Linked DNA regions of Homo sapiens: regions 2 and 3 are each linked to region 1. A link is an interaction called in ENCODE POLR2A ChIA-PET data of the cell type or tissue named here. Cell type or tissue: HepG2. All regions are shown on one strand.

Evidence for each region. Peaks named below come from ENCODE experiments on the same cell type or tissue, not always from the same donor. Only the 100,000 strongest peaks of a DNase experiment are listed, where the experiment ranks them.
Region 2: POLR2A ChIA-PET joins it to region 1 with 17 read pairs; 5 of 35 experiments call an interaction of 5 or more read pairs at or near these places.
Region 3: POLR2A ChIA-PET joins it to region 1 with 24 read pairs; 8 of 35 experiments call an interaction of 5 or more read pairs at or near these places.

The regions. Positions count from the first base shown.
Region 1 is chr22:32,778,473-32,783,472 of GRCh38, forward strand. The region is part of intron 6 of SYN3 (synapsin III); the gene reads right to left. Among named protein-coding and RNA genes, the nearest start is that of TIMP3, 21 kb to the right of the region's middle. In HepG2, no CTCF peak of the experiment used is centred here; DNase peaks (open chromatin) are centred at 1,609, 1,749 and 2,129; H3K4me3 peaks cover 875 bases.
Region 2 is chr22:32,619,672-32,624,671 of GRCh38, forward strand. The region is part of intron 6 of SYN3 (synapsin III); the gene reads right to left. It overlaps LOC107985545 (a long non-coding RNA gene), which reads left to right and starts at 1,857. Exons shown (of 3, transcript XR_001755504.2): 1 at 1,857-2,245; 2 at 4,282-5,000. In HepG2, no CTCF peak of the experiment used is centred here; DNase peaks (open chromatin) are centred at 310, 2,470 and 2,960; H3K4me3 peaks cover 718 bases.
Region 3 is chr22:32,526,256-32,531,255 of GRCh38, forward strand. It overlaps SYN3 (synapsin III), which reads right to left. Exons shown (of 14, transcript NM_003490.4): 11 at 2,619-2,753; 12 at 1,663-1,750. Among named protein-coding and RNA genes, the nearest start is that of SYN3-AS1, 46 kb to the right of the region's middle. RefSeq lists enhancers at 2,631-3,132, 3,133-3,632. In HepG2, a CTCF peak has its summit at 2,878 (motif pointing right); a DNase peak (open chromatin) is centred at 2,926; H3K4me3 peaks cover 399 bases.

The DNA.
Region 1 (5,000 bases):
TAGTAGAGATGGAGTTTCACCATGTTAGCCAGGCTGGTCTCGAACTCCTGACCTTGTGATCCACACACCTTGGCCTCCCAAAGTGCTGGGATTACAGATGTGAGCCACCGCACCCGGCCAAGACTGCATTTTTTTAATCTCCTGTTTCCATCACAACACAATGACGGATGATATTCCCATGGGAGCCAGTATCAGGGTTTACGCTGAGTGAAGCGGAATCCCTAGGACTTGCATTTAACTGCAGCGTCACCGAAGAAAGTGCGTCAAAATGCAAGCAAAAGAGGATGACATTATTTTGAAGACAACCTTCAACATACCTTAATTTGTTTCTTAATAAGAAAGCAACACACAAACTCCAGGACTTTTACTATCAATAATAAAAACTGATTTGTAACACTTTGCTCCAAATAAATGAATATACCATTGTATTGGGTACTTCTCATTTCCTTTATTAATTTATTCCATAAATATTTATTGAGCACCTCTTACGTGCCCAGCTTGCCTTAGGCACTGGGGTTAGAACGATGGCTCAAGACAGACATAGTCCCTACCTTCATACTACTAGTGAGGAAGGCTGACATTAATCAAATAATCATCCAAATGAATGTAAAATGTAATGTAAATCCAAATGAATGTAAAATGTGATGTGTGGCCACAGAGGATTGATAGGAATGGTGAATGATGGATTTAAAATATGAAGCAACCAGCCGGGCATGGTGGCTCACGCCTGTAATCTCAGCACTTTGGGAGGCCGAGGTGGGTGGATCACTTGAGGTCAGGAGTTTGAGACCAGCCTGGACAACATGGCAAAAACCCATCTCTACTAAAAATACACAAATTAGCCGGGCATGATGGTACACGCCTGCAGTCCCAGCTACTCAGGAGGCTGAGGCAGGACAATCACTTGAACCTGGGAGGCGGAGGTTGCAGTGAGCCGAGATGGCGCCACTGCACTCCAGCCTGGGCAACAGCGTGAGATTCTGTCTCGAAAAACAAAAACAAACAAACAAATCTATGAAGCAACCATACAAGAGACATCACTAGTCACCCCTCATTAAGTTTCTTCCACAAACCAGATTGTCTCATTTAATCTTCGCTGCAACTCTCCGAAGCGGGCATTATTATTCCCACTTTACAAGAGAGGAAACCTTGGCTCTGAGCAGTGTAATGACTTACCCAGGGGCACTCAGCTGGCTAGTTGCAGAGCTGGGAATCAAACCCAAGCTGTGCTTTTCTCCCAAATGCCCAGTCTCCCCAGGGGATGCATGAATAGGAAAAACAGGACCTTACGTACTTTGCAGGTTACTACCGTGATGTCCTTGCTAGCGACTCCTCCACGCTTTAGTACCATCAAGGGTCCAGGTTGGGCAAGTACTCGAACCTCCATTCTGCCCTGGGATAACCTGGGCAGAAAAGCCAAACACAGCAGGGGAGCAGGAACAAAGCGCTCCCTTTTATGGTGAGGCGGTGCAAACCTCTGCATCTGCCTCCAGGCCTTGCCAAGGCCCACAGAGAAATGGCCTGCCCTAAAGATTGCAGTGAGCTGAGATTGCGCCACTGCACTCCAGCCTGGGTGACAGAGTGAGATTCTGTCTCAAAAAAAAAAAGAGAGAGAAAAAAAGAGAAAAAAAACAGAAATGGCCTGCCCTGACTGAGCCCGAAGCCTTCTGCCCTGATCTCTGCTTTTCTTTGTGTACCTGTCTGGTTACAAAGGAAGCAGCTGCCAGCTCACTGGTGTGGGACGCCATGTCTGGTCTGTGCTTTGCTGAACTGTGCTGGAATTTCACGGGCTGAAGCTGGCCCTGGGGGGTGCCGGGAGGTGAATGAGAGAAGTGTCTCAGGAGTGTTGTTCTGGGGGCTAAAATTACAGGTGATCGGACAACTGCTGTAGGAGATGGAGACAGAGCAGCACCTGAGTTGACTCTAAAACCAGAGGGCCTCTGTGCAGTGCGCTGTTGGCCGCTCTGGTTTCCTTTTCGCATCTCTGCAGCCCTTGGTATTTTCTACCTGTGTTATCAGAGAATCTCTGGCTGAGGACCCTGGAAATTTCTGCCCCCATCTCCACCCTTGGAAGCCTTTCCACAAAGAGCTTTGTAATTCACCAGGTGCCTTGCATATGGGAGGGATTACACCTTGACCTCAAATATTTGCTGTTTTCGTCACTGGCTCAGAGCCTGGGCACTGAAATAACACTGCATGGTTGGAATCCTGGCTCCCTGACTTACCAGCTGCATGACCTTGGACAATCTACTGAACTTCCTGTGCCTTAGTTTCTTTATCCTTAAAATGGAGGTAATAATAATATTAACCACAATGTAGGCTTGTTATTATAAGGATTAAATGATTTCATGTAGGTAAGGCACTTAGCAGTACCCAGCGTAATAAGCACTTAATGAGAGCAACTTGGTATTATTGCCTGCCTGCCTGCCTGCCTTCCTTGCTTCCTTCCTTCCTTCCTTCCTTTCCTTCCTTCCTTCCTTCCTTCCTTCCTTCCTTCCTTCCTTCCCTCCTTCCTTCCTCTCTCTCACCCCCTTCTTTCTTTCTTTCTCTCTCTCTTTTTTCTTTCTTTCCCCTCCCTCCCTCCCTCCCTTCCTCCCTCCCTCCCTTCCATCCTCCCTTCCTCCCTTCTTCCTTCTCTGCATCCCTCCTTTCAATAAACAAATCCTTTTAAATTGTATAAAGCCCTGGAACTACCAAGACCTGCAAGGCTCAATAGCTCGTAGTCTTGTCCAAGGTTCCACAGACAGAAAATGGACTCACTGGGAAGTGCCATCTTTTAGGAATTCACTCTTATCTGACTCCTCCATCATCCTCCCTCTCACCCTCATGGTGCCTAGCATAGTACCTTATAGAACAAGTACATCCTCAATAAATCCCTGAGAGCCTGAATAGATGATGGTGGTTAAGGACACAAAGCTTAGGGAGCAAGGCTATGTGGGTTTAAATCCTGACTCTATCACCAATAGGCTACATGGCCTTGGACGAGTTACCTAACCTCTCTGGGTTTCAGTTTTCCCCACCTATAAATTGGCATTACGATAATGCACTTACCCCACAGGGCTGGGCTCAGGCTTAAAGGAATTAATAATAAAATGTTTATATCAGTGCTTGGCACATAGTAGGTGTTACTTAGGTGTTTGCTATTATTATTATATTAGCAAACACCTAAGGAGGTGTTACTTAGGTGTTTGCTAATATTATTATTATTATTAATATTATTATTATTATTGTTGTTGTTGTTGATTGGCTGAGCTAGGGCTGAGACACAATTGCTATTTGAGAGTCTCCCAGTTCATTTTCTGATACTTTTCTCCTCCAGGACTGCCTTAGGATTCTTGGGCACAGAGAATTGGATTACTGAGTAGATTTACAGCAGACTATGCTTCTCCTCCTCCTTTTTCATTCTCTTACAAAACAGTTTTCTTTTTTAAACAGAACAGACAAGCAATGTCAAAGATTTCTTATTTCGCAATGAAGTTTTCCTTCCATGTGTTCTCCTCTTTCTATCTTCTCAGAAGGTTGTTTTTTCCCCTTCAGAACTTTTTTTCTGAAGGAAAATTCCATAGTAAGAAGGAAACAAAATAAGTTTCAGGCTCTGTAATTTTTTTTTTTTTTTGACAAAGTTTCACCTTGTCGCCCAGGCTGGAGTGCAATGGCATGATCTCGGCTCACTGCAAACTCTGCCTCCTGGTTTCAAGCGATTCTCTTGCCTCAGCCTCCCAAGTAGCTGGGATTACAGGCGGGTGCCACCACGCTCGGCTAATTTTGTATTTTTAATAGAGACGGGGTTTTACCATGTTGGTCAGGCTGGTCTCAAACTCATGACCTCAGGTGATCCACCCACCTTGGCCTCCCAAAGTCCTGGGATTACAGGCGTGTGCCACCACGCCCAGCTAATTTTGTATTTTTAGTAGACATGGGGCTTCACCATGATGACCAGGCTGGTCTCAAACTCCTGATCTCAGGTAATCCACCCACCTTGGCCTCCCAAGGTGTTGGGATTACAGGTAAGATCTACCACGCCTGGCCAGGCCTTGTAATTCTTTTTTTTTTTTTTTTTTTTGAGACAGAGTCTCGTACTGTCTCCTGGGCTGGAGTGCAATGGCATGATCTCAGCTCACTGCAACCTCCACCTCCTAGGTTCAAGTGATTCTTCCACCTCAGTTTCCCGAGTAGCTGGGACCACAGGCGCACACCACCACAGCCGGCTAATTTTTTGTATTTTTAGTAGAGATGGGGTTGCACCATGTTAGCCAGGATGGCCTCCATCTCCTGACCTCATGATCCGCCCGCGTCAGCCTCCTAAAGTGCTGGGATTACAGGCGTGAGCCACCGTGCCCAGCCCAGGCCTTGTAATTGTAGCAGAGGATTTGGCTTCCCTCAGCCTATGGATCTGCGCCCTGAAGGATGAACAGGAATTAGTGAAGCAATTCTCTATTGAGAAGGAGCAATTCTCTATTGAGAAGCAACTCTCTATTGAGAGGAGTTAGTTAAGCACTTCTCATTGAAGCTTCCCAGAGAGTAGTGAGACCAGAACCTGTTATTCCCATTAAACGGTATGGGAATTGAAGATCTGGGGAAGCCAGGTACTTAATCTTAGTCCACAGCAGAGAACTAAGCTCAATGACCCCCTTCTTATCTTTACTTAGCTTCTCGGACAGTCACTAAGACCGGGTTTCTCCTGTGCTTCCTCTCTTGATGCAGGTTTATATTGCCTGGATGCCTGACTTGGAAGTTCATGGTACAGTTCAGGGCCTTGAAACAGGTGAGTATGACAAATAACAGACCTGTGGCCTCAGTTGGAGAGACAATACAGAAGGCTGTCCACTGGGACGGGTTGGAGTACACTTGCTTCATCTAACCTGGACAGCATCTTCTAAGCCCCTGCTAAGTAATTCCTTGCAATGTGGGCCCGGAGCTTCTGGTTTTTCAGGAGAAGCTGGAAACTGGAATTACTGAAAATCTGAATTTTTCTGAAAGTTTGTGAATTACATTTTAAA
Region 2 (5,000 bases), 160 kb before region 1:
AACATGACTATGCAGTTCCTTCCACCAAGAGAAGGCATCTGTTTTCCCACCCTTTGAATCTGGGCTGGCCTTGAGACTTTCTTTGGCCAAGGCAGTGCAGCAGAAGTGTCCCAGTTCTGCCTAGGTCCCCAGAGACATTGCATGTTTCAGCTCTCTCTGGGACCCCGTAATCATTTTGTGAACTAGCCTGGGTTAGTTGGCTAGAAGATGAGAGAATACGTGGAAGAGTGCCTACTCATCTCAGATGAGAACAGCCAGGACTGGCTTACAGCCAGCTGACCTCCAAACACAGGAGAGAACCCAGCCAAGATCAGAGCTACCGACATGACCACAACTGACCACCAATGGATGAATAAGACCAGCTGAGACTAGAAGTGCCACTTAGCTGACTCATAGATTTGTGAGCAATAATACATTCTTATTATTTTAAGCCATTGAGTTTTTGGGTGGTTTGTTACACACCAATAGCTAACCGATACATAAACCTTAAAGATCTTAAATCTGGTTGGAAAAAATTTCAAACTTCTAAGATTGCCTCTAGCTTGAAAATGCCATGGTTCTTTACAAAAGAAAGGTTTAGAATATGGTGTCAAAAGTGAATGCCTTCAGGGGCTTTGAGTGAAGAGAGCCAGTGTACTCCAAAAACTTTTTTTTTAATACATATATGAATCACGAAAGGCATATTTCTCTACTTCCACAGGGAAATCTTGTGGCTTCCATTTTCCTTGAATCCTCTCAGTTTGCCTTTTGTTTCTTCACTTTTGGTATAGACAAGGTAAATAAGACATATTTTCTTTTCTCCTAACGATAAGGCCAACCAACCAGCAGCCTCAGTATGGGGGAACAACCTGGAGTGGTGGGGACTGGGGCAAAATAAGGAGCATATACCTGGTTTCAGTGGGTCAATGGTTGTCTTAAAAGAAAGAGGGCCCCAAATTGCCAGATCTTCTCAATTTTCAAGAGAACCCGGAAGCCTGCATTTTTGGATATGAACTTACCTAATTTTCAAACTTGAGTTCAAATTGTTTTAAGAAGCTTCACAACCCAAATCACTCTTTTTTTTTTTTAAACGGAATCTCACTCTGTTGCCCAGGATGGAGTGCAATGGCACTATCTCGGCTCACTGCAACCTCCGCCTCCCGGGTTCAAGGGATTCTTCTGCCTCAGCCTCCCGAGTAGCTGGGACTACAGGCACGCGCCACCAAGTCCAGCTAAGTTTTGTATTTTTAGTAGAGACAGGGTTTCACCATATTGGCCAGGCTGGTCTCGAACTCCTGACCTCATGATCCACCCACCTCGGTCTCCCAAAGTGTTGGGATTACAGGTGTGAGCCACCGCACCTGACCAACAAAACACTTTTGATGGCTGAAGTTGGTCAACAGCTAGAGACTCCTGGTGTGGACTGCTAATGCAGAAGGGTTCTGGAGCAAGAGCACATGACCATGTAAGACATTTACACCAGATCCCTCCATGCTCCCTTGGGCTCACCAGGAGAGCAGCTCCAGTCAGGGAAGTCTCCCTTTGCTGGGCCACTTGTGTTAAATGATGGTACTGCAGCTTTAGGAGGGTCAGGCAGGCTAGAACCACGCTGAGGGCCAGGTAAAGCTGGTCCTGGTAACTTTTGCCTTTTTTTTTTTTTTTTCCATTTTAGGGGCCTCGCTGACCTGTGACTTCATGATCTCATCACCCCAGTGACTTCAGGAATGAACCAGGAACGTATGCTCCAATTTTACCCCTTATTAGGCATTTTAGAGGGGATAATGATTCACTGAAAGACTGGGGCTCTAAAAGAAAAACCATCTCAGATGGAGGGTGGGCAGGACAGCTTGGATTTTGTGACTGCTGTTTACATGTGCTGTGTGGGTGCTGGTCTGCACAGGAGCCCTGGGCTTGGGGGTGAGAAAAGGCAGATCTTGCCAAGCAATGCACCTGGTGCTGGGAACTGCTTCTCGGCCTGAAGCGAGTGCTGCCTTTCCCAAATTTCCCTTACAGGGGGTGCCTTTTACCTACCTCACCCAAGGTCTCCCTATGTGCTAATCTCTATTTCAGAGAGAGGGAGAAAGACATTATGGAATCTCCTCTGTTAAGCGCTGCCTGCAGCATTTCGAAGTTAGGTAATATGGCCATTTCACAGAGGGGAAAACTGAGGCTCAGAGAAATTAAGAGACTCACTCACGTTCACCCAGCTAAGAAGTGGAAGAGCAGGCCTCCTGACTCAGATCTATGTGTCCATCCCAATGCCCAGGTGAGCCTTGCTGGGTCCCCAGAGGTGGGGCTGAGGATGGTGACAGATAGGTATAACTCCTGATATAACTCTTCTGCTTGACCTGGGCACCTCATTTCCTCCCCTACAGGAAGGGTGGAGTGAGCTCTGTAAGTACAGGCTAGGGGTGGGGAATCTGAACCCCACAAAAGGCCCTGTTTGCTTACAGTCCGCACAGCTGGGCTGGATTAGTCCAGCTTCGTAAATAGCTTTCGAAAACCAGCCGACTGGAAAAGTCCACTTTGTCCTGGAGAATGCACAAAGGCCCCACCCACATTCATCACTGTCCGCTGCCCTGTCTCCCCAACCCTGACCTCTCTATCTTGTGGCCCATCTCCACCTCCTCCTCTGGGCCTCAGTTGAAAAGAAAATTCTCAAATCCCCGTTCCCACCTCTATCAAACTCTTGAAAGACAGAACTGGAAGGAGAGGCAAGGAAAAGGAAATTCCTTTGAGGTCGAGCTGCCTGGATTTCCTTCTGCATCCTGCCTCATTTCCATGGAGCCTACCTTTATTGATTTGGGACCTGGGTCTTGAGGAAACTGGGGGCTGAATTTGGGGCCATTAGTGAAGCCCAGGGCTGCTTCCTTCCTGAGGGGCAGCTGAGGGGGAGGCCCAGCGCTGGCCTCAGAGGAGAGCAGCTGGAATGTGTTTTCTCACAGCCACACTTCGGTTAACATTCCAGAAAGTCAGAGCTGGGAGGGGCTTCCAGATTAGCAAGTCCAAAAGACTCTGACCCTGGGTTCCCTTGTTGAGCTGCAAAGGGGCTGTGGATCTCCAGAAATCGGATGCAAAAAAAAAAAAAAAAAAAAGTTTCTCTGTACTAGTGAGGAATTGGATTTTTGCAGGGAGAGGCTTCAAGCTTCGTTTTCTTAAAGGGGGCTGAGACACTCTTCCTACAAGTTAAGGACACAGGATGTTTCTAGTTTAGCTTGTGTTTTATGTAGAAGGGGAAACTGAAGCCCAGGGAGGGGACATGACATGCTCAGGGACAGAGATGTGACTGAGCTCATTTGAGAGCACAGCAGAAGTGTAGTTTAGGGGAGGGAGGGGCGAGGGAGACTTGTTCCTCCTGAACACATTTTCCGAAAGTGGGGCCTTTTCAACAGTGTCTACCACAACAGATTAGCCAAACAGCTATTTAAAAAAGGGATCAGACTTTAATGGAAGGAGCATGAAAGTGAGATTGTGAACCCCAGGGAGAGAAAGTTGTCACAGATTGTCAAAGGATAGTTTTTGCTTTTTTTTTTGTCATAGTTTTTTTTTCAATGGAGACAAGATCTCACTCTGTTGTTCAGGCTGGACAGCTGGGGCATGATCATTACTCACTTCAGTCTTAAACTCCTGGGCTCAAGTGATCCTCCTGCCTTGGTCTCCGTAGTAGGCCAAGGGACTACAGATGCATGCCATCACAGCTGGCTACTATTTTATGTTTTATTTTTTGTAGTGATGGGGTCTCATTATGTTGCTCAGGCTGGCCTTGAACCCCTGAGCTCAAGTGATCCTCCCATCTCGGCCTCCCAAAGCACTGGGATTACAGGTATGAGCCACTATGCCTGGCCAAGTTTTTGAAAATATGTATTGTGCACTTCCAGCAATCAATGGCGGTCTTCCCATAACCCCAACCTGCCTGCCCTGCCTGGCCTGCAGGCCTAGCTGGCAAACCTGGATATGCTCCTGGATCCCTGGAATCCAGACGTGCCACTTCCCACTCCATTCCTCTCCTTGCCATTCATTCAGCCAATATTTATTGATTTCTTTAACTCTGTATGAGATGTTGTGGATACAGTGGTGAACAAAACTCCATCTTCATAGGACTTATTCAAATTGAGGAAACTGATGGCATTTTTCTAATAATAAGAGGGGACTTGGGTCCAGGGTGGGGTGGCTGAACTCTGTCGGAAAAACGCTTCTCTGTGAGTGCCGAGGTGTCCCCTCCCACCATAAAAGAGGGTTCTGACGGGAATCGAGGACACCAATGCCCATTTGTTTCAGATTCGACATTCTCCATCTTGACAGGGTCCCCAAGGTTCTCCTGAGTCCAAGGACACCGCTGCCTCCCAGCTCATAACAAACGATGCTCACAAGCATGCCAGCCCTCTCCTTCTATGAGGCAATCCTCGGAGGCCCTTGCCAAGATCAACTGTTTGGACTTCTGCCTTGAAAACTGATCCTCTTCCGAGTCCGGTTATTGCTTTTCTGAAACATGGGGACAGTGACATCATCGCTCCCTCCCTGGCTTGGGGATTTGGTGGTCAGCATGAAGTCAGGGTTTGGAACGGTGCCTGTTCTCTGCCAATGCCCAGGGAGGCCTGGGTTGGGGGCTCTGGAGTGAATTGGGCTTGCTGGGGAAGTCCCCAGAGGCTGGGTGGGGGGTCACTTTCAAACCTGTTGCCAGCATCTGGGTCTGCCTTGCAGTCCCCAGGATGAGCAGCATTCTGAGGAGGGCTGAACTGATGGTCGGTGGATACACACCTGCCCGGTCATACCCATTGTCAGGCTATTGAAATACTTTCATCTCATTGGTAGTCATTTACCGGGAAGACTTCCTGCCACCTTAGCTGTACTGGCTTCTCCCCTGGGCCACCTCTCCATAACTCCTACCATCTAACACCTGTAGGGACCTGTCCAACAGTACTCTGATTGTTGGTGCCCTGCACCACACCCATGGATAAAGATTTCGGCGATGACTCCAGGATCGGAGTGGAGCTGTGAGAACTTGGGCTGGGCCTTTGGTC
Region 3 (5,000 bases), 250 kb before region 1:
GGTATGTCTGTACACAGTTGTGTACAATTATACAATTTCCCTTTTCTTAAAAATATCTCCTGCTTTTCCAGAAGGAGAAACACAAACAAGAAAAATGAATGGGACATTTTATCTAAGACCTGTGGAAGAGGAAGCCATTTGGTGGCCAAGGTTGACTTTTTTTCACAAAGTAATGAATCTGTTGCTTTTAATAATAGTGACTGGGAAGGCCACAACATGATAGTAATGCCTTCTTTCTGATATATATATATAATTTATTTATTTTATTTTGTTTTTTTGAGATGGAATCTCCCTCTATCGCCCAGGGTGGAGTGCAGTGGCGCAATCTCGGCTCACTGCAACCTCCGCCTCCTGGGTTCAAGCGATTCTCCTGCCTCAGCCTCCCGAGTAGCTGGGATTACAGGTGCACACCACCACCACATCTGGCTAGTTTTTTTGTATTTTTAGTACTGATGGGGTTTCACCATATTGGCTAGGCTGGTCTCGAACTCCTGACCTCGTGATCCGCCCGCCTCGGCCTCCCAAAGTGCTGGGATTACAGGCCTGAGCTACCGCGCCCGGCCTCTGATAGGTTTTTAAGAAGATCCTTAAAAGATTGCAGCGAGACTGCCTGCTTTGGTTTCTTGGTGCACAGGTGCTCTGAAGCTCCATGCTGGTGCCAGAGCGAGTGTGCCCAGGAGGTTTTGATTGCAAGAGAGGATACGGGGCGGATTTCTCTCAAGACTGCATGCAAGAATATCAGAGCAGCTGATATTCTTTGAGAAAGTTAGTTAGCCATTGCCCTGATTGCTTTTCATCTTTTTACAATAGTTTGTCCATTCTCTAATAAGTGGTGGAATGTAGTAATGCTGGAATATATTTGAGGAGGAATTTCAATGGCCAAGGTTTTATAGATGATCTTCCCTTTTTCTATCTTTCTTACTCTAGCTGGTCGACTCACAAATCTATCATCAGGCACCACTCATTGAAATGAATAAACACTTCCTAGGTTTGAAAGGTCTGAAAGGCCAGACTTGTAAATCTACCATTTTCTGCCTCCTTGGGCAAAGCCTCAACTTTTACCTCGCAGTAGAAAGGCTCACGCCTGTAATCCCAGCACTTTGGGAGGCTGAGGTGGGCGGATCACCTGAGGTCAGGAATTTGAGACCAGCCTGGCCAACATGGTGAAACCCCATCTCTACTAATACTACAAAAATTAGCTGGGCGTGGCGGTGTGCACCTGTAATCCCAGCTACTCAGGAGGCTGAGGCAGGAGAATCACTTGAACCTGGGAGGTGGAGGATGCAGTGAGCCGAGATCGCACCACTGCACTCCAGCCTGGCGACAGAGCAAGACTCTGTCTCAAAAGAAAAAAAAAAAAAAGGAAATAATGACATTTTCACTGCAGGACGGCTGGGAAAATAAAAGTGAGAAAATAGGTGGGACATTCCCTGGCACAGTGCTTGGTGCATATTAGGTTCTTAATAAATTAACCTTCTATTTCCCTTCTCCTTTCTTGACTTTTTAAAGAGTTTGACCAACCCCATAGTCTCATTCATTCTGTGGATAAAGTATTCAGGTGCATTTTCCCAGAGCCCCTTGTGGGAATCACATGTGGATCCCTCGGTGCATTTCAGCACCCTCACTGCATGCTTTCTTGCAGTGGCTCGTCCTGGGTCATACCTTGCGGAGGTGGGCGTGGCTGGGGCTGGCCTAGCTGAGGCCCCAGCTGGGCTTGCCCTGGGGATTTCGCTGATTTAATCTGTGGAGCCTAGAGCAGAAGAGAAAAGAAGCCTGTTGGTATCACCACAGCCCTTTACTTCCTGGGTGAGAGGGCAGCATTTATGAAGATCTTTTTATCATTGAGAAGAGACTCTTACACATAAAGTGTACAGTTCTGGAGTATACAGTGTAGTGAAGTTCTATATGTGTATACGTCGGTGTAACCACTGCCCAGATCAAAACAGAGGGCATTCTCTGCGATAAAGCCTGCCCCGTGCCCCTTCCCAGCCAGCAGCCCCGTCAGTATAATAACTACGATTCTGATGTTTGTTATCATAGATTACTTTCTGTGGGGAAATCTGGGGTGGGAGGTGGAAGTTTGGGGACTTGCTTTTACATAAAGCTGGGGAGCTGGCAAATTCTTTGGAGAGCAGTCTGGTAATCCATGGTGGGAACTGTGGAGGGGAGGAGCGACGTGGGAGCTCATCGAGGTTGGGGAAAATGGGAGACACAATAGCGTCCATTGACTGGTTCCCTGGGAGCACACAGAGGGCTTGTGTGTCCATATGCTCTCGCACACGCACGCACACACATCCTGCTCAGGCCCAGCACCGAGGGCACAGAAGGGACAGCAGTCGATCATCTCTGCCCACAGTGCCCAAAGGCCATTTGAGACAAGATTGTTCTCCCCAGGATGGTGAAGAAGGGAAGGGGCCTCTGAAAGCCTCCTCAATTCACTTACTGGGGCAGGCTGTGAAAGCTCTCCCCAATGTCTGGCCTTCGTCCACACCCCCATTCCTTCTCCCCAAGGTGGTTTCTTCCTGGGGGTATCCCCTTTGGATCCAGGGGCTCCCCATTTCCAGACAGCCTGGCATTTCTCATGGCTATAAAGTCTCCTTTGATCGTGAGGGTCTTACCCAAGGTCTGAGGGGGGAGGGCGCTGTGCCTCCTGGCATCGGGAGCTGGCTCATTTTGGAGACAACAAGGTCGGCCATCAGCTGTCTGTCCTCTTCCACATGCTCTCCAATCAGCGGCATTGAGCTGTCCATTACCTGTGGGGAGGAAGGGAGAGCTGAGGGACCCCCATGCCAGGAGAGATGGCGGTTGGGCATCACATCCCAGAAGTGGGGGCTCAGGGCTCAGGACAGAAGTGACCACCAGATGGCGATGTCCTCCATGCAAATCACCTCCAGCTGGGACTGGCCGGCAGCGACATCAGTTCCCTTCGGTTCAGTCTAAACCACTCCCTGGAGGTAGTTCAATTCGGCCCACGTTTGCTGGATGACAGCAATGCGACAAGGGCCAGGGAGCCTCTGCCGACCTTTTCTGTGCTTTTCTTTGGGGAGCCGCTCTCCGCCCCCTCCTTTCTCACCCTGGCCCCCTCCCAGGGTCGGGGCTGGCCACCTCTCCTTTGGCCCCAGGTCAAGGCTGCTTTCCACAAAGCAGAAACAGTAAAGGTGGGGGCTTGATCATGACAAAAATATGACGCGGGCTGGAGTTGACCCAGGGTTCAGAGGAAAGAGGGAAGAGGAAAGGCCTGTTTTCCGAGGCCCTGGCAAAACACAGGCGGGAGGGAAAAGCATTCCACAGGGAGCTGGGCTGTTCTCAAAGTGCTTCTATCGGGAGGAACCTGAGGGATCCGAGTTTCCCCTTCTGCTGTTTTTACAAATAGAGCAACTGAGGCCCAGAGATGGGAGGGGACTTGCCCAAGGTCACACAGGCCAATGCTCCACGTGATTCCCTGGGCATGGGAAGCTATGGGAGATCTGGAAGGGGTGTCTGTCAGGCCTTGGCGCATCTGCGGAACAGCTGGCCGCGTCACCCTCTCTGCTCCACTGCAGGAGTCGGCGGCCTGCATTCACCCACGCCACCCCATCAGACTCACCGTCTTGTCTCCCCTGTTCCCACGCTCTGGACATATTAGGTTTTCTCTCTCCTCCAGGTTCTTATGTAATCCCTCTACCCACTCCTTACCTGGCCAACTCCTTTCATCCAACAGGGAACAGCTAACTAGGTCTTCCTCCAGGAAGCCCTCTCTGATAGTGCAAGCTCTGACGAGCCACCTGACAACTGTATCCTGCCGTTCTCACCTGGTTTCACACGGGACAGCTTATCCACGGCACTGTCACCCCTTGCTTACTATGTCTCCACCACCAGACTGGGAGCCCCCAAGGTTAGGAATGGGCCCCGTGTCCTGCTAAGCAGGTGTGCCCTCCACAGACACCTGTTTAGTGGAGGAATAAGACGCCCTTGTGATAAGCCCGGCTCATAAGGATAAGGATACTAAGAAGCGCCGTATTTTATGGGGCATTTCCTACGTGCTACGCTCTATTCTAAGCATTGGGTGTGGAGGATCTCTCATAAACCTCAGAATAGCTCTTTGAGGCAGTACTATTATCCTCATTGTAATCAAGAGGAAGCAGAGGGTCAAAGAAGTGGCAAGGTCAAGGACACAGCACTGGCAACCCACGGTCCTCCCACTGCATCAGGCTAATTCCCACCAAGCACTGGAACAGCACACCAGGGTAGGAACTGAGAAGAGGGAACCTGGGTTCCAGGCTTGGCTTCTGCTGTGTATTTGCTCTGTGATCTTGGGCAAGTTTCTTTTCCTCTACGGGCCTATTTTTTTTTTTTTTTTTCTCAACAGTGAACTGAGGGATCTGGGCAGCTGCTAAGACCCTTCCAGCTGGGACTTGTAGGGATCTGTGAGTTTAAGCACCCACTTTGATTAGGAAACTGAAAAGCTAGCTTAAGAATGTGAATACTGGCTGGGCGCGGTGGCTCACGCCTGTAATCCCAGCACTTTGGGAGGCCGGGGCGGGCGGATCACGAGGTCAGGAGATTGAGACCATCCTGGCCAACACGGTGAAACCCCGTCTCTACTAAAAATACAAAAAAAATTAGCCGGGCGTGGTGGCAGGTGCCTGTAATCCCAGCTACTCGGGAGGCTGAGGCAGGAGAATCGCTTGAACCTGGGAGTGTCGGAGGTTGCAGTGAGCCAAGTTGCTCTATTTGTAAGAAGAGCAGAAGGGGAAACTAGGATCCCTCAGGCTCCTCCCCATAGAAGCACTTTGAGAATAGCCCAGCTCCCTGTGGAACGCGTTTCCCTCCCGCCTGGGTTTTGCCAGGGCCCCGGAAAACAGGCCTTTCCTCTTCCCTCTTTCCCCTGGCGACAGAATGAGACCCCGTCTCAAAAAAAAAAAAAAAAAAAAAAAAAAAAAAGAATGTGAGTACTGCTTCTAGCAGGGTCCTGAGCTCTGCGCAGGTCGTACCTGGGACTGAGGCCTCCTGGATCCCAG